Regions from separate parts of the Mus musculus genome. Here all the other regions are linked to region 3. A link is a loop called in an ENCODE intact Hi-C map of the cell type or tissue named here. Cell type or tissue: left cerebral cortex. All regions are shown on one strand.

What was found. Hi-C counts contacts between places; a loop is a spot of excess contacts. Peaks named below come from ENCODE experiments on the same cell type or tissue, not always from the same donor. Only the 100,000 strongest peaks of a DNase experiment are listed, where the experiment ranks them.
Region 1: it touches region 3 in a loop (4-fold over the local background); 8 of 42 quality-filtered maps call a loop at or near these places.
Region 2: it touches region 3 in a loop (10-fold over the local background); 3 of 42 quality-filtered maps call a loop at or near these places.

What each region holds. Positions count from the first base shown.
Region 1 is chr2:13,232,985-13,240,984 of GRCm38, reverse strand. All of the region lies in intron 3 of Rsu1 (Ras suppressor protein 1), which reads left to right. Among named protein-coding and RNA genes, the nearest start is that of Rsu1, 34 kb to the left of the region's middle. In left cerebral cortex, a CTCF peak has its summit at 3,238 (motif pointing right); a DNase peak (open chromatin) is centred at 3,261.
Region 2 is chr2:12,879,098-12,887,097 of GRCm38, reverse strand. No RefSeq gene overlaps it. Among named protein-coding and RNA genes, the nearest start is that of Pter, 41 kb to the left of the region's middle. In left cerebral cortex, no CTCF peak of the experiment used is centred here; a DNase peak (open chromatin) is centred at 3,379.
Region 3 is chr2:13,004,517-13,012,516 of GRCm38, reverse strand. C1ql3 (C1q-like 3) reads left to right here and starts at 1,653. Exons shown (of 2, transcript NM_153155.2): 1 at 1,653-2,257. The coding sequence starts at 1,670. In left cerebral cortex, CTCF peaks have their summits at 627 (motif pointing left), 1,627 (motif pointing right) and 3,873 (motif pointing right); DNase peaks (open chromatin) are centred at 2,260, 2,637, 3,229, 4,024 and 3 more places; H3K4me3 peaks cover 5,199 bases; H3K27ac peaks cover 2,620 bases.

The DNA.
Region 1 (8,000 bases), 230 kb before region 3:
TGTAGACTTGAGTGATTTCCTAATCATGTGGCAAGCATTTGTTAGGGGGCTTTCCGAGTCTAGTGAAGTTGAGCGGAATGTCACGGTGAGGGATTTGTGTTGTGGATTTATGTGTGCGTGTGCGTTAGACAGAGCTGGAGGCTATGTCACCGAGCTGTTGATTACTGAGAATTAAGAATGGCAGTGAAGGAGGGCCCCTCGTGTGCTGCAAAAAGGCTGATGAAGTCATTTTTAGGCAAAGTGCACATTGGTGAGGACAGGCCAAGTACCATCATTGTCATGTTTAAGTGGCGGTGACCACAGAGGCTGAAAATGAGACCTCTGTGTCACACGTACACTTTGTGTAATGCACATGTCTCGTTGTTATAGCACTTGTTCTTACTGCCCTTGGTAGCCACAATTCCAGGTCAGAGGAGCTTGGCAATTTGTTTTGAAAGGTGCACCACCACGTGATCTCAGAATTCTTTAGGGCTTTGAGCAGGAATTCCCGACACTCCACGTTAGCAGCTTATGAAAACATTAGCTGATTGGCGGGTCTTCTGTGTTCACTATTGCTTATGCAAGACTGTCGGCTGTGGTGCATTTTTATAGACCATCCCTTGATCTAGTCTTCTCAAAAGCATCCCAGTAGCTGTTGTTTGAGTCCTTTACCGTATCTGCACAGACCGAAGCCTTAGGAATCTCCAAGCTATAAGATCTGAGATACATAAGAGAGGGGTAAATGTGGTAAACTGTGCTTCCTGTTAAACAGATTGATTGTGAAGGGACCCAACCTTTGTCTTCTCTCCCTGTTTGCTCCGTCTCCTCGCGTTTGAGATACTCTTGACCTAATCCAGGAAACGTTAATTAATTGTCTTGGTGGGTTCTATTTCAAGCCATCCTGTAGTGCCGTTGACACTCGATCTGTTCCACTAAGGTCAAATTAGCATCTTTTACTATTTTTCTGCCATTTAAACGATGACTTAGCTGCGGTTTTTCAAGTGTTTATAGTAAATATGTCCATTTGACAGCGGTATAAATATGCATTATGTGTTCATGGCTGAGCCCACCCCCTGTCACTTTTTATTCTAATGAGTGTCTTTCACTTTCTGTTGTTTAATAGGGACTGGCTGACAAGGCTACATTAAAACCGCTCAAAAGGCTCAAAAGATAAACCCCTCAGCACTGCTTACTTTTCTCTTGCTAAAGTATTTGTGTTTTTCCAGCACAGTGCCAATGACACCACTCTGACATTTCCGCTCGCCTGATGATGGAAGGAACGACTAGCTTACTCAGTCTGGGACCTTGTTTGGGGCCACACCGTTTGCTTCTGAGTTAACATCTGCTCACTGGGGCACTGGGTTAACAGTCCTTTTTCTATTAGAGGTTTTGACCTCTAAAGATCCACGTGGGGTAATAGAATACAAATGTAGTTATGAATGCTCTAAGGTATCTTCATCATCCCAAGGTCCAGTATCTTTGTGTGCAGAATGTATGTGTATTGTATGTTCATGCACTGTGTTTCTGTGTTCATGTGTGTGAATACATGAATGCTTAGACACCAGAGGTCCAAGCCAGGTGTTCCTCACATGTTCTCTGGTTTTCTTTGTGCACCAGGGTTCCTCACTGAACCTGGAGCCCGCGTATTTGCCTAGCCTGGCTGGTTGGGATCCGCGTGTCTCTACCTCTCGCTCAGGCTGGGATTACAGATGCATAAGCCTCCGTCCATCCTGTCTTCATGTGGATGCCGGGATCTGGACTCAGGTCTTCAGCTTCTGCAGCCAGCGCTTTACCCACTAATCCTTCTCCTCATCTCTAGAATTTTATTTCTAATGTTTTATTTTACCTTAGGCCATTCTTGCTTTATGTAGATCTGATTTTGACATCCTTCTAAAGATTTATTTATTTATTTATTTATTTATTTGCAATGCTGGGGCTGGAACCCAGAGCTTTGTGCATATGGGGCAAGCATTTTGCCACCATGAGCTGCATGCCTTGGTCTGTATGCAGAGATTCGTCAGGTCTTCTGTAACTATGAAACGACGGAAATTAAAAACCTAAGGTCCCAGATATAATTGTTGGTGATTCGTTTTCATCACATGTAAAGCATTTAAATGAAATGTTGATGGAGTCTGGTAAAGTCGTAATGCCGGCAGTAACTTTCTCAGCCATGCTCCAGCCTGTGGTGTGTTTAAGGAGGTGGCGAGGAGGAACAACGTGCTCTGTTTCTTCTGTGTACTCATTTATTTATTTCTATAGTTCTGGGGGTAAGCCAGGTCTTCGTGCTTGCTAGGATAGCACTGGGCTGCTCCAACTGAATGTTAACCTTTTTTTTTTTTTTCCTTTCTTCTTTTTTCTTAACAAGAATCATTTCTGTGTCTAGTTTACCTGGGTAAACTCAAGATTGCTCAAAGGAAGCAGACACTGGATAAGGGAAGCCTGAGAGGAAACGGCGGGCTAGGGCTGAGAGGGGGACCCTTGGATCAGTAGGCCTCTCGGGGATTAGCTGGTGTAGAATCTGCCACCGTCTTCTGCCTTTCTCACCATGTCCTTATTCCCAGCACACTAGATCTTAGTGCCCCAGAGAAACAGTGCATTGTGTCCCGGAGCCTGACATCTGCTTCATCTGTGCAGTCGTGGGTTTGCTCTGTGGTTGAGGGGTGCTGTGTGGTAGTGGTGCTATGATGCTCTGCAGTACTTGTAACTAGGGGAAGCTGGCTGGAAACCACTCCAGGGACCCTTGTTCCTCAGCCGCTTCCTGGGCTCCTGCCTGCTTGAGCTCCATTTTAGCTTCCTGCGTGTGATGGACATGGGGCTGGGGCTTGGGCTGTTCTTTTTTTAAGTCAGATTAGCATTCTCTCAACCCCCACCCCCACCCCCGTATGTATGTGTCCCCAAATTACTCATTGAGGTTGGAAATACCATCTTCTCCTTTTGTATCCCACAGAAGTACTCAAAGCCTGTTGCATATGAAATAGGCACTAATGAAGTAATACCAGTGGAGAAGAGCATCAGTCAGGTGGTGAAGTCCCCCGCAGTTTGGGAGGCCTAGCAAAGAACCTACCTGCTGGGACAGATGCAGTAAGAAGAGAGACAAGTGTTTACCACAGTCCCTGAGTGACTTTGCCATGACCTTCAAAACGCCATTCTTTGTGAGGGCTAGCTCTGAGTCCTAAGCTGGCTCTTTAATTTGGTCCCAAGTTTTCAGAAACTTTAGCCTTATTTCCTTGGGAGACAGTCATTTTAGGGCTTGGCCACTAGAGGTCACTGTTGAGACACACATTAGATTTGGGTACCCCCCCCAGGTCTGGTACCTAAGATTGAAATACAAGTTTGTTTTGTCAGAAGAAATGTTTCTGGCAGCTCTCTGGCTTGGCTTTGTACCACAGGGCATGTTGCTGGTGCCATTTACATAGTGAGGTTTTGTCACATTTACAATAGATCTTTATCAAAAGAGGTGTTTGTTTTTTTGTGTGGTTGTTAAAACTGAAATATATATTCAGTGCCACACACCATTTCCCCCCCTTGAAAAATGCTTTCTTGAGTTAGGAACAATTCTTCTTTCCCCAGTATGTCTAAACAGAAGGAAATGTATTGCTTTCAGCACTGTTCTGTATTGGGTGTTTTTGAAAATTTTCCATAGCAGGACGTTCAACACACACGTCTGTGATGAGGTGTTAATTTACAAATAGCCATTAGAATTGGGAAATATTCATTTGTTCACATTCAGACTGACGTTTGTACTAATACGTGGCATTGTGTAAGGAAGAATGCTGCGTGCTATGAGATGGGTCACCTCCAACATGAGAAAAGAAACGTCTCTAGGCATTCCTTTCAACACGGAAATCCTTAATTTTGGAAAGTGCTTCTGTATAAACATCCATCGGAGAACACTGCAGACAGCTTAAATAAACCAACAGCATCTCTCATGTGTGGCCTCTGCAGGCCAAGCATGGAGCTCCCATCAGTTTGAGCAGTAAACACAGATTGCATCTCTTGTCTTCGCAGTCACTGGGCAACCCTCTGTCTCAGTGTTCCCTAAGTGTGTGGCACTAAATGTGAAATCACCTGATTGGGTACTTTGAACTTTTAACTGTCATGTGGGCTTTTCCTGAGATATTGCCACCTATAGCTGTAGTTTTGGGTCTTAGCTGTGGGCTTTATCTTGTCATTTAATATATTGGAAATGGTTAGGCAGTAAACCCAAGAACTATGAGCCGAATCTGAGTTTCAAAAAAGCGATTTCACATTAGTGATAGCTTAGATAGGAAATTAGTGAACAAGAAAATGTTGGGGTATTTTCTTTAGCAATTTCAACTCTTGTTTGTTTGTTTGTTTTTAGCCAAGGGTGGTATTCTGAGGACATAGAAAGTTAAGACAATGCTCGTAAATTTTATGTAGATGAAGAGGATATGTACCAGGAGTCTCATTGTAAGTGAACTGGGCAGACTAAAGATTAGAAAGAAAAAAAATACAGCAACTTGAAATGTCCAGGTCCAGCTGTAAAGCAGAGAATGGAGCCGGCTTTGCAAATGAGATAAATTGAAAACCTTTCTCATAGCCATAGTAGATTGTTGGGATGAGTGAGAAATATTAACCGTCTCAATTTATAAAAGTGACCTTCAGCGTTCTCCCAAGACCTTGCTGCTCCTGGGTCTGCTGTCCTCCCCCCTTTCATATCTTATCTGTCATCCTGCATGCAAAAGACTCCTGCTCCTGGGCCTGGGTGAAGTTAAAGAGGAGGGGGGATATGCAAAATAAATCTCCTGTGCCATGAATCTGTCTCGTGACAGTATCAAAACAACTTGCTGTTTGCATCTTAACAGAGCACAAATGTATTTATAACACAGAAGCTTTGATCAATAGCTTATTTTTTTAATTAGTGCACATTTATCAGCTTGTTACTGTGCCATCGTTTGAGAGATTGGAGTTGAAAAAGTATGCACACAGTATTTTTGAGCCTGACAGCTATTAATTAAACAATATCTCCCTGTTGGTCCCTGTCGTCAGGTTACCTTGAAAAATTGCCTGCAGTTGGCTGCGTGCTGTTATTTTTGGCTTTAATAAGCAGGCATGTGAGGTCATCACATGTGAGAGTGATCCAGGCCCAGGCTGGTCCACAGGCCTGGGTACAGTCAAAGGAGATTGGCTCCCACGGACCTCACCCTCAGCTGACAGACCATGGTCTTTGCTGTCTGCTTGCTGCTGGCTCTCGTGACATCTCACCCTCACCTGAAAGCCCATGTTTCTTTTGGTCCCTTGGTTGCCAGTTCCACCACCTAAAATGTGCCTACTTTAGTATCCTTTTTCTTGGGACCTGTTCTATGCTAAGGAGGAAGCTCTCTGAAATGCAACATGTTAATCCTCCATGATATAGTTTTAAATGGGAGGGCATCAATCACCACGGCTTGAGTGATATGACAGGCTGTGAGGACAGTCATGTGGGGTAGATAAGCCTGCTACCTTCCAAATTACTGTCCTGTTTCCATCCTAGGGGCTGATCTTGAAGAGGTCAACGCCTGTCAAACAGAAGTGACTTAATAGCAAAATAGAACATGCATACAGTGTTCTCTGATGATGCATGCATACAGTGTTCTCTGATGATGTAGCACCATAACGAGCCAGCCAAGGTTAAATTGAGCACAACAGAAAACACACACACACACACACACACACACGAGAGAGAGAGAGAGAGAGAGAGAGAGAGAGAGAGAGAGAGAGACAGACAGACAGACAGACAGAGACAGAGAGACAGAGAGAGACAGAAAGAACAAAGGAAGTGTGTGTACATAGTCTAGGATGTGCAATATACAGGTGTATGTATTTTAATTATTCTTAAATTATTGAGCTTTGTCGTTGTTTTAAGAATTAAAGCAAAACTGAGCATAGTCGCTTCAGAAGCACACATGGTGCCCGTGATGTCACTGGCTTTGGGTCCTGCTCTCCTGTGATGTCACTGGCTTTGGGTCCTGCTCTGCCCGTACATCAGTTCTTTAAGCCCGCACATCTCAGGTTTGGAAACCGCGGGACTGAGTGAAGGCAGCAGTGGTGTATTTGCAGAGCAGATAGACTTGACGCTGGTTCTTGAAGAAAGTTTTCCAGAGCGTTCAAAAGATGATTTTCTAAATGAATGAGAAGCAGGTATAAAAAGTGCCAGTAGGCGCCACCTGATTTATTAGCTTGAATTTACATTTAAAAATAAGATTGCATTTGTAATCTTAGAGCCCACCCCTAGTCTTGAGTGGAATGTGCCTATACATATATACATATATATTAATTTTTAAGTAATAAAATTCTTGTGACCACTTTCGCTTTCTCTGTTACTCAGTCCAGTAGGACAGACTTGTCCTGGTGTGATTAATTAACTGTTGACAGAATTTTGATTTTCTATTCAGTCTGAACTGTCTTTTGTTTGATTTTTTTTCATAATTTTTATTTTCAGTATCCTTTCTCCTCACCTCTATGTTCCTTCTTCTCTTTATGTTACCACTTTCATCTCTGAAGTCATAGCTCCTATGCCGTCCGTCAGAAAGCTTAGATGAACTCCCCTTGTTTCTGTGAGGCCCTCTTCCCCTTCAAAATAAACCACGACCATGTGGTGTGTAAAACAGAAGGCTCCCCACAGCTCATCAGGCTGTGGGGGACAGCACCCCACATGTGGAGTTAACTGAGAATTAAGCAAGGCGAGAGATAGCATTCATCAAACTGTACCCTCTGTTAAGTGGAGGAATTACACTTAACGTGGTTAAATAATCAGAGTCAGAGGTTCTGATCTTCTGCACCCTGAGCCTCTGCACTGCCATCTCCCCTGGCTACTTCTTTAAGTGATTTATGTGTGCACTTTAACTGTTCCAGGCAAGGGAAACCCAGTGCTTAATGGACCGAACACTTCTGTGGCTCTGATCTTTGTTTCCGTTAGACCAGGCAGACTTGCCAAGGTTGGAGGGTGGTTTGTGTGTCTTGTTCTGTCTCTGGCCATCTTCGTCACCTCCCCTCTCTTCCCTGTTCACGGAATGACCCCTTTCCTCAGCCTCTAAGCACATGGTCTGATAGGCAGAGCACCCCATGCGGCCTCTCCGTGGTCATTCTCAGTTGTAAAGAAAGGCAGAAATGTGGGCAAACGGTGCTCTGAGCAAGTGCTGACGGTTGGACTTAATTAAGTGTTATCTGCCGCTTATTGTTCATAATCACACCTGAACATACATGTGTTCATATACTACATTATATTAACTATACTATTATAGTGTATTACATATAATAAAGCATACACATCAAAGAGGCTGAGCAGGTTGTTTACGCCCCAAGCTTGCTTCCTCTGTTGATGGAGGATGTGTGTCTTTTTAATTTTTGTCTCTTGTTTCTCTTCGTCTTTCTAAACTTTCGAGGTATTTTTTGAAGCAGGATGTCTGTCCTGATCTTCCGTTTCACTGGACGTCACTTCCTCTCCCCGGCTTCCAGAGCCGTTTCTCCTCCTTTGGATGTGATGGTCCCAACCAGCTCCCCAGGCAAAGCTAGCTGCTGATGTGTGACTGAGTTAGTGGGGAACCAAAACCACACCACGTGTGATTAGGAACATATTTCTTTTCTGCTAAGCTAATGCAGACTCTAGGTGCCAGTCAAATTGTGTCTGCTCAGAAGGGAGGCAGTTCACACCCGTCATATCTTTAGGAGTTGCGTGTGGTTGTGCATGCCCTTTTTGTAGCTCAGGGACGTACATTTTTGCCTGTTTGGCTTCATATTACAAACCCACTTTATTGCTTGTTTGTTACAATTTCCTTCTAATTTTTATATAACTGATTGTTCGCTTTGTAGTTGGTAAGAGGGTGACACCACAGTTGTGTGTCTGTGCAGTGGTTAACTCAGGATTTTTTTTTTTTTGTTTTGTTTTGTTTTTGTGGTTTTGTGGTTCATAAAACTATTTAAGCTGCAGAATCCTAAGGAGGCCCATGAAACATGTGTGCCCTTGGGCACTCATGCTCAGCAAATACTTGTTGATTAGCCACAGGTAGAATTACTTTAGT
Region 2 (8,000 bases), 130 kb after region 3:
AGAGGGGGATGGGGCAGAAAGGTGCTGCCCTCTGAATGAATAGACTGCAGAGCTTCAGAGAAAGCCAGCGAAATCTTAATGTGGAATAAATTTCACTGATAAGCAGTCTTGGGATATATTTAGGCTGAGTTACATTCATTCTACAAAGTTCTTCCTGACAAAATTATGCTTTCTTTTTACTGTCCACTTTTCCCCTTTATGCTCTGTTCATGCCGCAAGATATTATGACATCTCATAATGGCTCTCTTCTAGGACATACATTTTGAAGATGACGATTTGGGTGGAGTACCTCAGGCCCTGTACCTCCAATGGCAACAGTAGAATCTGCCTGTTTGCTCTTACACGTATCTGTGGAGTGTCTACACGACCCTCTTCAGTTTTCTTCCCGCTCCTAGTTGCTTTCTGCTTATTCTCTTGCTTTAACTTATTGCCTGAATCCTGAGCTGGCTGGATTTAAAAAGGTGCAGGAGCTTCTATGGCGCTGAAAGCATCTTGGATCTATCTATCCTATACTCTCAGAAGAAAGATTTCATCTAGTAGAAGGATTGGCTGCATCTCTATTTAATTCCTGCTTGATAACCCTTTCCCAGCTCTCCCTCCCACAGGAACTTGTTTACATCCAGGATTCTCAGTTGTATTTCTGGAGTGACTTAAGTGTTCTTTCAACCATCTATCCTTATATTTAACTTAATACTCATTAGAACCTTTTTAGGCCAATAGTCTTACCAAGCCACCCAGAGCAAGTCTCCAAACGATCCATTATGGAAGAAAGACATTTTTTCCCCCTCCAAACTAAGTGAGGTGGTTTCAAGATATCTTCCTTATAAATCGATTTTGTATCACTGGTAATTTGAGGATATGGCTTCCTAAATTGTTATGCTCAGAAATGAATCTGTTTAAAAAAAAACATAAAAAAAGAATATTGTAGGATTCTTTCCTTTGAAAAACTAAGGGAAAAATGTTCAGGTAAGAAAAAAAGAGTATGAAATTCATGGTGTCTCATTGTTTATTGAAGTAAAATCCGTGTTGGTGAATGTTTCTCCCGCTGTCTTGAGATTTCCTCTTTCCTTTGAGAACCCTTTTTAATTCATCCTATGACCTAACTCACCTAATTCTAACTTGCAACATGCCTAAATGTGGTCCTAGATTTAAGTCTAAAATTTAAATGCACACATTTCCCGAGATTGATACCTGTGTTTCTGCCTGGATGTATGGCATGTTTTAGGATAGTTTAAACATTAAACAAACTGTAAGCAATATTATGTGGTAACCTTTTCTGTAGTTAATGTGCAGATTCAAACATGTAACCTATTAGCTTAGTTTCCTGGCAATAATACTATTTATGGAAGAATTACCCTTCTTTTTAATCACCAAACAAGGGCATATGCAGTATTTAACTGCAAACTAAATTTTGTATACAAAATTGAGATTAGTTTAATAAAAAGTACAAAGAGGTATTAGATACAGGGCCTTGGAAGAGATTCACGAAATTGAGCCATCCAAGGGATTGAGCTTCCTTATCTTGGCAAGGCCGCTCTTTGAAATTTTTACAAGACAACTGTGATTTAATCTGTGACATGTTGAAAAGGGATAGACTCCCATAAGTTTCAACACTTTGTAGAGACCACACGATGAGTATGCTAGATCTGGGACCACAACACCTGTAAGGAGTTCCTTCAAAAGCCACAAGTCTGAGTTTGGCTACAAGATGCTTTTGGTTGATGTAAAGACATGCAGATCTGTGTGGAGATATGTACGCAGTTTCATTCTTCCTCAATTTCTCCAGGACTCAGTAAAACACAAGCCCAAAGGTCTACAAACTACTTCTTCTACACTTTAAAAATAACCTAGCAAATAGAACTCTGTGATTTCAGCATATTTAACACAAAGATTTGAGAGTAAGATTTTTAGTGAATGGAAAGGAAGGGGAAAATGCCATTGATTTTGTTTTGAGAGAGTATTATGTCGCAAACATGTAATTCCTATCGGAAACCTTTGAAATAGACACACACACATCTCAAATTCTTTGAGCATCGAGGAAGCCGAGGTTCACAGATCAAGTGTGTAGATTAGGTTCATTCAACTCTCCTGATAAAGAAGCTATGCATTTTAGATAGAGTCAGTTTTAAGCAAATCACAACTATGTAAAACATCCTGCCAATTCTACCCTAACTGAGTACAAGTTAACCCAACATAACACAAAGGAAGATGGGTGGGGTTTAGTTTTGAAAATATAAAGTATGATCTATCCTACACAGCATCACGGAATTATTTAATTGCCGTCTATTTAAGGTGTTAGTTAGGAGTTGGAAGGACCTGTTATCATCCAATACAAAAAAAAAAAAAAAAATGTGACAGAACATTAGGAGAACAGACAATTGCAGCTCCTAATTGTGGAGTCGTTTTGTGTTTAGGTTCAGTGCAGCAGTTTCTAGCAAGCTCATTAAAGTCCTGCAAGGGATCATCCTTCTACCCAGAGCTGATTGCATGTGCCCCCCTGAGAAGTAGTTTGACTGTTAGCCCACATCTTTCCTGCCTTATGGCACTGCATGTCAACCTCTGACCCTACAAGAATAAGAAGTTTCAATTGAGGAATTAGAAAGTATTTCGCTCCCTGGATGATCTTTAGAAAAGTATTCCTAGATTATTTTCAGTGACAAAGGAAAGGAAATCCGTGAGTTTGTCCCAAAGGCCTTTGTACTCATAAAGTCATTCAAGGAAGTGTATTATTTCACCTCCTGTGATAATAATGAGGATGCACACATTCACAGTGTCTGGTCCAGTGCTGTTCATTGAGTCTGACCTCACAGCACAGTAGTAAAAAGGATGCTTTGTCCTATGTGGCACAAATGTAGGTTTTATTATAGTGATTAAAAACCAGAAACATGTTTTCTTATACATTTATTCTATTTGTATATATTTTTTAGTTAGTGATTTTTCTTTTTTCTTTCTTCTTGCAAAGGGATGCTTCAAATAAAAGTCAACAATCTATTTGGGGGTCAGTATAGCAGAAAAATATTTAAATTAATATAGTTTGCTCTTTAGTAGTTAAGAGGTCCACAAAAATATCTTAAAATGTAACATCATAACGAGAGGTTAAGATTTGGAGTCTTGTTGACTTTAAAAAAATTTTTGTTGTTGATGTTGTAGGATCAGCTTGCCTGGATTTTCCTCCTACTATATTGTCAGTGGAGTTGCTGACTGGTTGCTATCCAGTTGTATTTCTGGTAATATTCATCAGGAGCCTTTCCTGGGGCAGCGTGCATCCTACTCAGTGCTGACCCAGACCACTGCAGCAGAGGCAGCTGGGCAGCCTCAGAAGTTGGCATGTTTTCCCCGCTCAGTTTCCAACCATATGTCTCTCTCCACATTTTGGCACGGACCCTACAGTGTGTGTGGGAACCGCCTAATCGGCGGCAGCAGCCTACGCCGAGGAGGCAGCTCTTGAGATAATCAGATATGCTTCTTGCAAGATTCTGTGGATTTTACGTGTCCCTCTATAGAACCAGAGCCTCTGATCATTACCATGGTGATCAATTTGTCTCCTGGGAAGTAGCCAGAGACCATCACACTGATTCTATGCAGGCCATTAGGTGATACTGAGACTCCTGGAAAGGACTGCATTTTTGTATGAAAAGAATCCCCATGGATGACCAGAGCTGGGCTTAATTGGCCTGTGTAGTTAATTCTTGATGGAGAGGCAACAACGGGCCTAGGGAAATAGTCACCCAAGTGAACTGAGTGATGGGTTAGGTATATTTCTTCCATTGCTCCTTTCTTCCCTTTTTAGGTATTTAGCAGGAAGGAGATGAATCTCTGTATTTTGGGGCCAGAAACTATAGGCTGCTTTTAAGTAATGAGTTTGCACATAACAAATAGTTGGGAAAGATTTACAGTGCAGGATGCATTTAGGTCTTTATTGCCAGATACCTGAAACGTAACTGCTGCTTCTTAGAGACCAATTACTAGGCATCTGCCCAGGTGGAGAACACATCCACGCTTTCTCCTTTCCCAGTTTTGGCTGAGATTTTGGCATAGGCAAACTAACCATTCTTGGGATCCTTTGTGAACCTTAGGAGCCCCAGTCTTATGTTTGCTGGCATTTTCTTTTTTTATTATTAGGTATTTTCTTCATTTACATTTCCAATGCTATCCCAAAAGTCCCCCAACACCCCCACTCCCCTTCCCCCTCCCACTTCTTGGCCCTGTCGTTCCCCTGTACTGAGGCATATAAAGTTTGCAAGACCAATGGGCCTCTCTTTCTAATGATGGCTGACTAGGCCATCTTCTGATACATATGCAGCTAGAGACACGAGCTCTGGGGGGGGGGGGGGCGGGGTACTGGTTAGTTCATATTGTTGTTCCACCTATAGGGTTGCAGATCCCTTTAGCTCCTTGGGTACTTTCTCTAGCTCCTCCATTGGGGGCCCTGTGATCCATCCAATAGCTGACTGTGAGCATCCACTTCTGTGTTTGCTAGGCCCCGGCCTAGTCTCACAAGGGATAGCTATATCAGGGTCCTTTCAGCAAAATCTTGCTTGTGTATGCAATGGTGTCAGCGTTTGGAGGCTGATTATGGGATGGATCCCCGGGTATGGCAGTCTCTAGATGGTCCATCCTTTCGTCTCAGCTCCAAACTTTGTCTCAGTAACTCCTTCCATGGGTGTTTTGTTCCCAATTCTAAATTCTAATTCCACACTTAGGTCTTTGTTCTTCTTGAGTTTCATGTGTTTTGCAAATTGTATCTTGTACCTTGGGTATTCTAAGTTTCTGGGCTACTATCCACTTATCAGTGAGTACATAGCGTGTGAGTTCTTTTGAGATTGGGTTACCTCACTCAGGATGATACCCTCCAGGTCCATCCATTTGTGCTGGCATTTTCTAATCAGCACTGTTTGGAACCAGGACGTCTTTGTTGGGTTCAAGCTTTGTAGGCCCCTCTTTTGGTTGTTAATGCTGGCTGTGGTTGAATACTCAAACCATTAATGGAAATGTATGTGATTCTATAGGTTTGTCCAGTTGGTTAATTTTTCTTGAAGCTTGGGCAATGCTATGCTGTATTTATAAACCTCGAAACAAAAGTGGTTAAGGTATCTAACCCTGAGGTCATTAGAAGAGGGGCTAAGACTAATGTTATAATCCTTTTTTAGATCAAACACATATTATGGGTACAGGCTTCTTGGATTTCTTTCACCTGCTGTTTCTTTCTGTTTGGATACTGACTTCAGTGTACACTGAGATAATCTTCCACAGATCATCTATGCTAACTCCTACATTCAAATGCTATCTAAATTTCCATGATTTCTATGCCTAGAGAATGGGAACTCCATCACATTCTGGAATATTCCAATCTAAAAGCTACAAACCCTTCTTTGATCTCTTTCGAATGCAGGTTTTTCAGAGTCAACTCAATTTTCTTTCTCTGGAAATATTTAGGACTCTTTTTTATTGGTCAACATCTTCCCATAAGCTCTTCCATGATTCCACTTATCTCCAGTATATACCAAGAATGTTATGGAGCTAGTGGCTGTCCAGCTCAGATCCCTCTATCTTTGCCTATTTCCTACCCACCTCTAGCAGTATACTAATATCTTCTCTTGCTCCTTATGTGCCTTTCTGGAGATGAGAGCGAAGTTTTCCTTATCATAATTCAGTTAAACTCTGTAGCTACTTTCCTTTATGCTACTTTGAATATAAACATCTCAGTTTATTTGCCCAAAAGTACTCTTTGGATAGCTACTAAATGATACACTAAAGGCCATTTCTGATTATTGTCCCCATTCATATTCCTATACTTGATGCTCTTTGTCTTCCTAACAAAACTTGTACACCCTGTCTGTAAGGGAATGATGTGGTAGGGAGAAAGCAGAAGTATGAAATTATTGCACAATGCAAAATCCGTAATGACAGAAACAGGCAGAACATACCAGAAATGTGAGCTTAACACTTCCTGGGTGCTTCTGGAAGGCAAACAGGCAGAAAATGACATTTCTGTGAGTTCAGAATTTCCTGAATGCTTCTGGAAGGTGATGGTTTCTGACAACTGGTTAACACATCACACCTGCCTGAAATGTGCTTGAGAAACTACCTACTTTGATGTCTTCAAAATCCTTTGAACCATTGGATTACTGTTACTTCCACATCATATAGGAACTTTGTATTTTATATTATATCCATAAGTGCCGCAGACCTTCTGGGCCCTTTTGTCTGTGTGGAACGCGTCTCTAGTCGCGGGTGGACAAAGCGTCGGATGAATTGACAGATAGATGCACACAGGAGAGGTTGTGTTGGATCTGAATGTATTTGTCAAATCGAGCATCAGAATTTTTATGCAGAAGACAATAAGGAAGTTGGGTGACATATTTGCAAGGTACAAATGAGGTAACTGGAATCTTACATAAAACAGAGGAATGCAAACACAAAAGGTCTAACGGGAACCACCTGGGATAGAATTCATTGTTAACAACTGGGATCATCAAGGGCTCCACTTAAGATTCACTTAATCTTAGAAGCCAGGGTCAAGGGCTTCGCGCCCTTGCCATAGTTCTTATTTTAGTCTATTGTATAGTCCACCTTCCCCTTAGGCCATTGTAAATATGTGTGTATGGGTGTAACTCCACTATAGTTCTAAGTATCTATTCTGGTTTCTCCTTCGGTCTGAAACTTCTTTCTTCCTTAGTGATGGTAAATTCCTGTGTAAGGGAGTGACTTAGCTTTTATTCAGAGTGATAGTGTAGTACCAGAGGCTATTCTGATTAGCAACATTCTTACTGAATTTTAAGCCCATGGTCTTGCTCAAGGACGTTCTAGGACTGTTGGAACACTGGCGGAAGGCTTTGGCTATGTCAGAATTCATTCTTAAAAGGCACTTATAATAGGATAATACTGGAAGAGAGCACGTGGATCCATACACTAGACTAACGCGGGAATGGAAAATTAATGTATGGGTTAGAGAGAATGCCAGACTCCAGGAGCGAGTTTCTGTGAAACTCTTTTGCCTCAGTGAGTAGCTTCCAAGCCTCTCGGCTTGTCAAGCTGACTCGACCAGAGTGCGTGACACATAAGGTCTTATTCTTCTTAAAGGTCAAACTTTCTTCAGTCCCCCCCCCCTTTTCCTTTTCTAGACAGAATTTCTGTTTCATGTTTTTTTCTCCTTAGCTTCAGTACTTCCTGAAAAGAGTTTTCCCCATCCCAAAATTCAGCAGCATCCCTCAATCACTTCTCTACATCCTGGTTGCCATGACATCCTCTTTTGGTGCAGAAACGAAGTAACCAAGGACAGAAATTCTTGACTCATTAATCTTTTGCTTGATATGTACATCGATTGGACCTGAAGCAAGTAATCATGAGACAGATATCCATTTGTCCAGGGCAATGATGTGGACAGTGGTCACCAATGACTCATCTCTAAATGAGGAACTTCTGTGGATCATTATTTACTTTTCAAATAAAGGTTAACCACTGGGTTTATGTTAAACCACTGTTCAGTCAAAGTCCACAGAGTAACTTCACAGATCAAATGGTTAATCAATCTTGTAAAAAATAGTTTATGGTGGTTCTAGGCCTCAGTATTATTTGGTCAGATTTTGTTCTTTTTGTATAGCTTTTTTCCTATTTCCTTCCCAAAGAATTCTGCAATGTGGTTTCAAATGACACTGGAATTTTCATTAAAGTGCATTTAAGTCTGTTTTACATCTTATGAGTTTCTACCTTATGAAAATTTCATCACTTTTTAAAGTTAATCCCATTAATCTTCCAAGTCATCCCTTGATCTTCATAGGAGATATGAACTAATATTATAGTTCTCTGTGAAGAAATACATTTCTATCTGTTTAAACTCCTTAGTAACTTCTAATGAAATGTGCTTAAATGTTATAACATTGAAACATATCTAATTTTCTTTTTAAAAAGTATATTAATGTCAAGACCATATTAGGTTTCAATGGGTTTAAACATTGTACGTAAAATAAAAAGTACTATGAAAAGAATAAGTTGAAATA
Region 3 (8,000 bases):
AGAACTCTGTCTCATGAAAACCAGCACTTTCGCAAATACCACTTGCTTTATTGTAAGACCTTCAAAGGCCTTTGGACAAGGGATGACTTCTCCTGCACGCTGCATTTTTAAGCAAATGCAACTTCAAGTCCAATGATGGTGTCTCCTGAAGGGCTCTGCAACTGGAAGCCTCTGAGTCAAATGCACATGCATGCTCAAGCCCTTGGCACTTGTGAAAAGAACCAGCCCTCCTCCTTTTGGGCGGTGGGCAAGTTCATTTAAATCAAGAAATGTCCTTTGGTTTTTAAGTACACGTCACTGTTCTCATCTTATTTCATCTAGAAGGCTATGGAAGCAAATGCTAAGGTTAAAAAAAAAAGCACGCACATCTACTGTCTGGAAAATTGGAGAGAGCCCTCCTTATGTTAAAAGTGGCATTTTGAAAAACACCTGAAGCACTGATTGTGGATGAGCCAGAGGAGAAATGTTGTCATCAAACCTCCCTCCTTTCAACCTTCACTTCCACCTCCAACAAGAGCTGTTGGCACTGGGGAAATAGATTTAGGTGTGACCCTTGAGTCCTGAGAGCAGTTGCGCAGCTGTCTCCCTCCCCCTAGTATGACCAGCTAGGGCGCTGCCATCGTCTGGGCTAGACAAGGAAGTATTCAGGGTTTCACTGTTCATCCCTTGCTGAGAGGGGGGAGAGGCCGAAAAAAAAAAATCCCACATTGTCAGAGTAATGCCAAACTCTGTGTGAGTGGGATGAGCAGAGCAGATGCTGCAGAGAGATGCCAAAGCGGCTCCCCTTCCTCTGTGCCTTGGGTTCCTATAAATTGCTCCGGCGCGCGTTTGTCAGCCTCCTCTTCTCCTGGCAGGTGGTACCCAGGCAGAATTCTGCGTTCAGCTCTCTCGTTCAGCTTTTCGGCGGCGAGGCTCTCGATGCTGCTGGCTAGCTCCTATCTCCTCTGTCCCTGAGCTTCTCTGAGCCGCGGATCCTGCGAATTGCCATTGCTCCGCGCATCTCAGGGGCCTCCCGACCCCAAGCAACCGCAGCCCTCTAGGGTTGGGGGGTGCGTTTCTGTTGGAGTTGCAGGAGAAAAAGAAAGAAAGAAAGAAAGAAAAAAAAAAGAGACAAGGACAGACGAACCAAGCCAACAAAAGAAAAGCAAGAAGCAGAAAAAAAAAAAAGGGCAACTTCAGACAGAAAGTTGGTGAGAACTGGCGCAGTCTGCAAAAAAGGAAAAGTCGATCACGGGCAGCAGCGGCATAAAAGTGTGAGCTGCTCCGGACGAGCGCAGCAGGCGGCAGCTGGCTTTGCCCTCCGGGTGGCCGCTCCGGCACCCGCCGCAGCCACAGGTGCGAAGGGGCTGGCAGGAGGCGAGAGGGCGCCCTGAGCACCCCTCCCCCCAACCCCCACCCCCAGCTCGGGACTTCAGTTCAAGTCACTTGGCGCCCCAGCTCCCTCCCTAGCCGCAGCCTCAGCGGGGGGGAGCAGGAGCCGGTCAAGAGCGACCGGCGCGCGCCCGCCCAGGGGAGTTGGGGTTCGAAGGGGGATTGTTTTCGGCTCTGAAGAGGTCCCCGCCCAACCTTCAAAATTTTGTCCAAAAGCAGACAAGAGGATCGGCCCGCGCTGAGCCGGCTCGTGGGCAGCAGGAGGCGCCTGATCGCCGCCGGGGCGCTGGGGGTGGTGATGGTGCTTCTGCTGGTCATCCTCATCCCGGTGCTGGTGAGCTCGGCCGGCACGTCGGCTCACTACGAGATGCTGGGCACCTGCCGCATGGTCTGCGACCCCTATGGGGGCACCAAGGCTCCCAGCACCGCCGCCACTCCGGACCGGGGCCTTATGCAGTCCCTGCCCACTTTCATCCAGGGTCCCAAAGGCGAGGCCGGTAGGCCGGGGAAGGCAGGCCCGCGTGGGCCCCCGGGAGAGCCCGGACCGCCGGGCCCCGTGGGGCCCCCGGGCGAGAAGGGAGAGCCGGGTCGCCAAGGCTTGCCCGGCCCGCCTGGGGCGCCCGGCCTGAACGCGGCCGGGGCTATCAGTGCAGCCACCTATAGCACGGTGCCCAAGATCGCCTTTTACGCTGGCCTCAAACGGCAGCACGAAGGCTACGAGGTGCTCAAGTTCGACGACGTGGTAACCAATCTCGGAAACCACTATGATCCCACCACGGGCAAGTTCACCTGCTCCATACCGGGTATCTACTTCTTCACCTACCACGTCCTGATGCGCGGAGGGGACGGCACCAGCATGTGGGCTGATCTCTGCAAAAACAACCAGGTGAGCGCGGGCAGGCAGTGGGGAGGGCGGAGAAGGTGCTGACAAGAGGGAGGAGACCCCGGAAATGGGGGTGGGAGCCCGCGGAGGAAGGGTGCGGCAACCCGGCTCCCCGGGCTAAAGCGAGGGGGACTCTGTGACATGCTGGAAAGGCGGGGGTCATACGCAGAGGAGAGCGCCTTGCAGCCCAGACAAGGTAGTTTTAGGGTGCCAGAACCGTGCTCGGCGCGTGCAATTGAGAGCATAACCCTCGAGGGGCGAGAAACTGGGATCTTGGCCCCGGGGCCAACTCGTGAACTTGCAGCAACTGTCTTACAGCAGGCCGGGAATCCCTGGTCTGTGGCATTATCTGCAGTTTAGAGTCGCTTCCAGCCTTTTTCTGAGAATGTAGAAGGTTTCAGAAGCCCGAAATGGGCGTGTCAGGGCTCCAGATTCAGAGGAGATAGACCAGCATTCCGGGGAGGATGGAAGGACCCCAAGAGCGAGTCTCAGACAAGGCTGCCCAGGGCTCAGACAGCACTCTGCCGCGCGCATGTAATGGCATGGCCTTTGAGAGGCTTTGGGCGGTGAAACTCAATAGTCACTTTACACTCCAGTTAGTTTCCAAAGGAAGAACTGCTGGGAACAGAAAAAGTTGCATTTACACTGTAACAGTATAGCAGCTGGCATGCAAACACAGGAACCCCCACTCTTGGAGTAGGAAAAGGAACAAGAAAGTGGTCCGGGAAGTTGCCGGGTCAGAGCTCAGCCCTTTCACCACCCACTATCTCCAGGGCAGCGCGGCAGAGGCCCTTCCTAATCCTAGCCTACTTGATCACAGCTGCCTTGCCTGGCTTTGCATTGGCTGCAAAATAGCCTCATATGAGCCTGAATCAGGACCTGCTCTTCAGAGCTGGTAGGTGGTGCCACAAGGAACACTGGCTTGCAGTGCGGGCCAGGACTACTTTGCCTTTGTTAGAGTCAAGTCAGTGCAAAACCGAAGCATCTTTGTTCTTGTAGCCGCAGGGAGAAAATACACTTCTAACTACCTAAAAGTGTAATCAGACCTTCTGCACAGTCCAAGTAGCAGGCACCCGGTGGTGAGGCCTTCGTACTGGTAGCCAACTGTGCTAGCTGAGTTCCTGAGCCCTACACTTTGCTTACTGACCAACAAGAAGAAAGATCCCGCGTCCCTGTCATCACCTTCAAGATACCTCGTTTCACGCAGTAATTTTGACTTATCAAGGGCCGGCGTGCTCTAGGTCTTTGGTCCCCTGAAAATTCAGATATTATCTAGACGCAATTTTCTACTGAGCACCTTTAGGGCTTTCTTTCTTTCTTTCTTTCTTTCTTTCTTTCTTTCTTTCTTTCTTTCTTTCTTTCTTTCTTTCTTTCTTTCTTTCTTTTCCTTCCTTCCTTCCTTCCTTCCTTCCTTCCTTCCTTCCTTCCTTCCTTTTACTCAAGACTCATTTTAGTGTCAGATTTTTTCCAAAGGTAAAAGATGAATGTCCTAATTATGATACACTTTTAAAAGGTATCTTCTTTTCTGCAAATCCCTTCAAAGAACACCCAGGACACTAGGAATAATACAAAATTTAAAAAAAAATTAAAAATGAAAAAAAAATAAAAAGAAAACATGGCCACCAGGAGGCACTGGCAGGGTTGTTCATTACAGTTATTATGCATGAAAGCAGTATTAAGAGAAATAAAAATTGTTCCCTGGACAATGGGCTAGGTAGTTGCAGGAATGTGGCTACAAAGGACATGACTCACTATACGAAAATAGATGTGCTGTGTCTGGCTGACCAAATAACTTATGAAGTGGCCCCCAGCAGGTAGCTCTCAGACTCAAAAGTTAGGTCTGTAAAACACTACTATACTAAAAATATGTTTTTAGAGTCACTCATTAAAATGTACAAATGGTCTCATTTTGTCAACAATATAGAAATGGTAATTTAAAAAAGAGCTGGAGATTGCAAATGTAAGAAGCCTTAGGAAGAAGCGCAACAGAGTCAGACATTGGTAGTTAGATTGTAAAGTCTATGCATGTAGCAGCGAGTAGAAGTCCTCAGAATATGAGTTCTAAAATTAAAAGGTACATGTGTTTTCTTTTTAAGCCATTTCATTAGGGCATAAGCTGCTTCCTGTAACACTTGAACATTCAGGTCTATGGGAATCAGGAAAGCACCTGGGTAAAACCCCTCTGATGCTCGTCATTGGCTGCTTGTCTCAAAAAAAAAAGTGGGTAATAGGTAATTCAGAAAAATATATGAAGAGTGGTAAACAGCAGCATGCATCCGAGTTCAGTGTGGATCATCTTAGAAAGTGGTTATTGTGATATTACAGCTAAGGAGTTTTGTCTTTAGAATAAAACACTTTTGTAAAGTCTGGCTGCAGCCAGTGCCAAGTGGAAAATCTTGTGTAAAAAAAAATCTTTTTAATTAATTTTAAAATAAATACTTTATTCTTGATTTTCAGTCATAGTCTGTATGCTTGTTTATTAGTCACAGTTTCCCCCTCTGAGATAACTTAATTTGTTTTTATAAAACATCAACTCAGAGATCCGTGCCAGAGTGATGTTCTGTGGATTAGGTGAATTTTGAGAAGCACAGATATTAACAATGAGGGAGGAATGCAGTGTTTCAATCTCGGAGGGAGCAATGTCTCTGGACCACAACCATATGAGTGCCATTTTATTTATGCTTTGTGTTGAATGGAGGGTCACAGATGGAAACATCAAAGGGCAATAAATTAACCTGATGTACCACTTAACCTTTTGTTTATGGTTCCACTGGAGTACAATGAAAATCAAATTTCCAGAACATCAGCAACGATTAATTCAATTAGTAAATGTTGCCATAAATATTTTGTACAATGATAATCCCTCAGTAATAAGACAATGCTAAAACTATACAGCTTACAATATTCTTACAAACATATCACTCACTATAAAGCAGTACATAACCCCCATGCAACCATTAGCTACACTTCATCATATCATTTGTTGAAAGCCCATCACAGTGCATATGAAAGGTAAAAATGGAGCTCAAATAACTTTACATAAATACAGGAAAAATTTCTAATGCTTGGATACTTGTAGTTAAAAACCTGAAGGAATAGTTTCTGAGCACAGTTACGATAATGTCATTACAGTAAACCACCATAATAAAAACTAAATTGCCAGAAAATGAGTCATATACAATAATTAGTGATAAGCCTTTCACTTAGAATTTATTAGTTATGGTAACAATGGATGTGAACAACACTGGAAAGAGTAATACTGTGGGATTTTATATTTATTTTTCAGAAAGAGTGATGATGTGCTATATCAAATTAGTATTCTCTTTAAAAGCAGAGAAATGCATACTGAAGATAAAGCCAAGAAACTATATAGTTAACATTCTAAAAAAGATACTAAAGTGAATTTAGGAAGAAGTAGGTATATTGGGCCAGAAAAGGATGCATTATACTCCCCCGACAAAATGTGGAAATCGGTGCACATTTAGGAATCTGAAAATAGCCTTCAAGGCGAACACATTACCTTCCTCAATAGTTTGATGGCTTCGAGGAAGAATTGCTGAAGTCAGTGGGATAGATATCAGAGCTTGAAATTCCACGTCCCATTATACTCTTAGAGTGTGATGGGTGGACAGGCTACTGACATCACGGCCACTGGCAGATGGTGGGTATTTAACTGGGAAGGTCCTCGACTGTCACATAGGTTCGAATGTTAGGAAATTGCTTTCTATGATAAAGCTACCACACTGGTTTTATTCAACAAAGGAAATAAGAAGTGCAAAGGATAACCTTCTAGTGTGTGGATTCACACCAATGCATTAGCAGGTTTCTCTGGTTGTGCTTTCTGGACTCAAAATGGCAACACTTACTTCATTTAGTCTAAAGAACAAAGACCTACATTGTATATTTTCAAAAGGTTCCAATCTCTAAATCAATGAGTCCTGGGTCCTAAAGTTTGCGTGTAGAAAACAATGAAGATGGACAACACTCAGAAAGCATATAATAAAAATGCTGTATAAACGCTATTCGTATTAATAATAATAGCTGGGAAGTACATTAGTTTGATAATAAAGCAAATATTGTTAATATAGATAGTTGCTAGTTTGCATTTTAATTTTTTCACATCCATTTAAAAATCCACATGTTCTAATAGTCAAGCCAGAATGATGATATTCTCATTGTGTAGATTTCCTTCACGAAGAATTAGTAACTAGATGAAATGAGTAAATGAAAACCTTCAGCTTCTACAAACTAAAGATTAATTCCTAAAAACATATTATGAAGTCCAAGGACATTGTTACATATTGGTTAAAATGGATCACCTCACCAGTGGCAAACACATTTGAATCAAAGCTTTGAGTGTAATCACGCAGCATATTGGTTTCATTATATTAATGCTAGCATAGTGATGAGCAATTCCAAATCCTTTAAGCCCTTCTCGTTTTTTTGCTATATGATACCCAGAAAGGAAAAAAAAATGTTAAAATACTACTCAAATTACATTCCAAGCATAGGGTGTCAAAGAGCCTTCTCCTTTTGTGGCATTTCAGCATTAATGTGAGAACATATCTTCCCATGAAAATTTAATTTGAAAACCCACCATTTACATTCTGAAAGACATATATGGAAATTCTTGACTTATGTCCGATTTCTTTCTTTCTGCCAAGTGATAAAAGCTAGCATATTATACCCCAAGCCATATATTATTACATCATGCAGGTTTACAAAAGCCACTAAATCATTTGCTATGCTATTCAGGGAAATATCATTACAGTAGAACTGAAATAAGCCACAGAGTAGAAGACATGTTACTGAAATAAACCACACACAAGCCTGCCTTTTGAAACATTTTCCCATGGCAGAATCAAAATATGTCTAAATGAGGCTGAGGCATAGCTTGAGGAGGGGTGGTGGCAGAATGTCCATATGATATGATATGATATGATATGATATGATATGATATGCAATTTGACTGTTTGCAAATGTTGATCAACCCTCTAATGAAACAAAGGCAGAACATAAGCAGATTATAGTTTGCTCCCATCCTCAAAGCCAGATACATTGACAATCTCATAAAAAGGAAGAGCAATTCAACAATAACCTCCAGCAATCCTAGAAAACTGTGCAATCTTAGGTCACACATTTAATCCCTTCTATAACTTTTTGGATTTGGTGAACTTAAATCGTTGATTTAAAGGCATTATATAATTATATGATAAAAAGACACAAAAGAAGTAAAAAGAAGTTTGAAAATATGGGAGATGCAAACAAATATGCTTAAGTGAGTCACGCTGTGTCTGAAGTAGCCTGGATAAAAGGGGCTTTGCATGTGTCAGATTTCCAAAGCTTTCCAAACCGAAAGCTTTCTTTCTTTATTTTCTCTAGGTCTTTTACCACTCGAGATATGAGATTTCTAATAATTAGGATGACCCATTGAAGTACACAGTTAGTCGGGATGCTGTTATTTGATTTAAATTAAAATGCAAAACAATACTGCTATTTCCATTTCAAAATGTGACTGGATGTGGAGATTCGAGGAATCAGAAAAAGCAGCAATTGAAGAGAAAATTAGATTGGCATGCTTTATTTACAAGGATAGAAAGGATGGCAGCAATGTCCCTTATTAAAGCAACATTTTTTTTCTCTTTTCTCTTTCCAGTAACATAGTTGAAGTTGTTATGGAAATTCCTTCTAAACCTATGGGACCAACAGCAACATCAGTGTGCTACATTGTATGCTATGGCTGCAA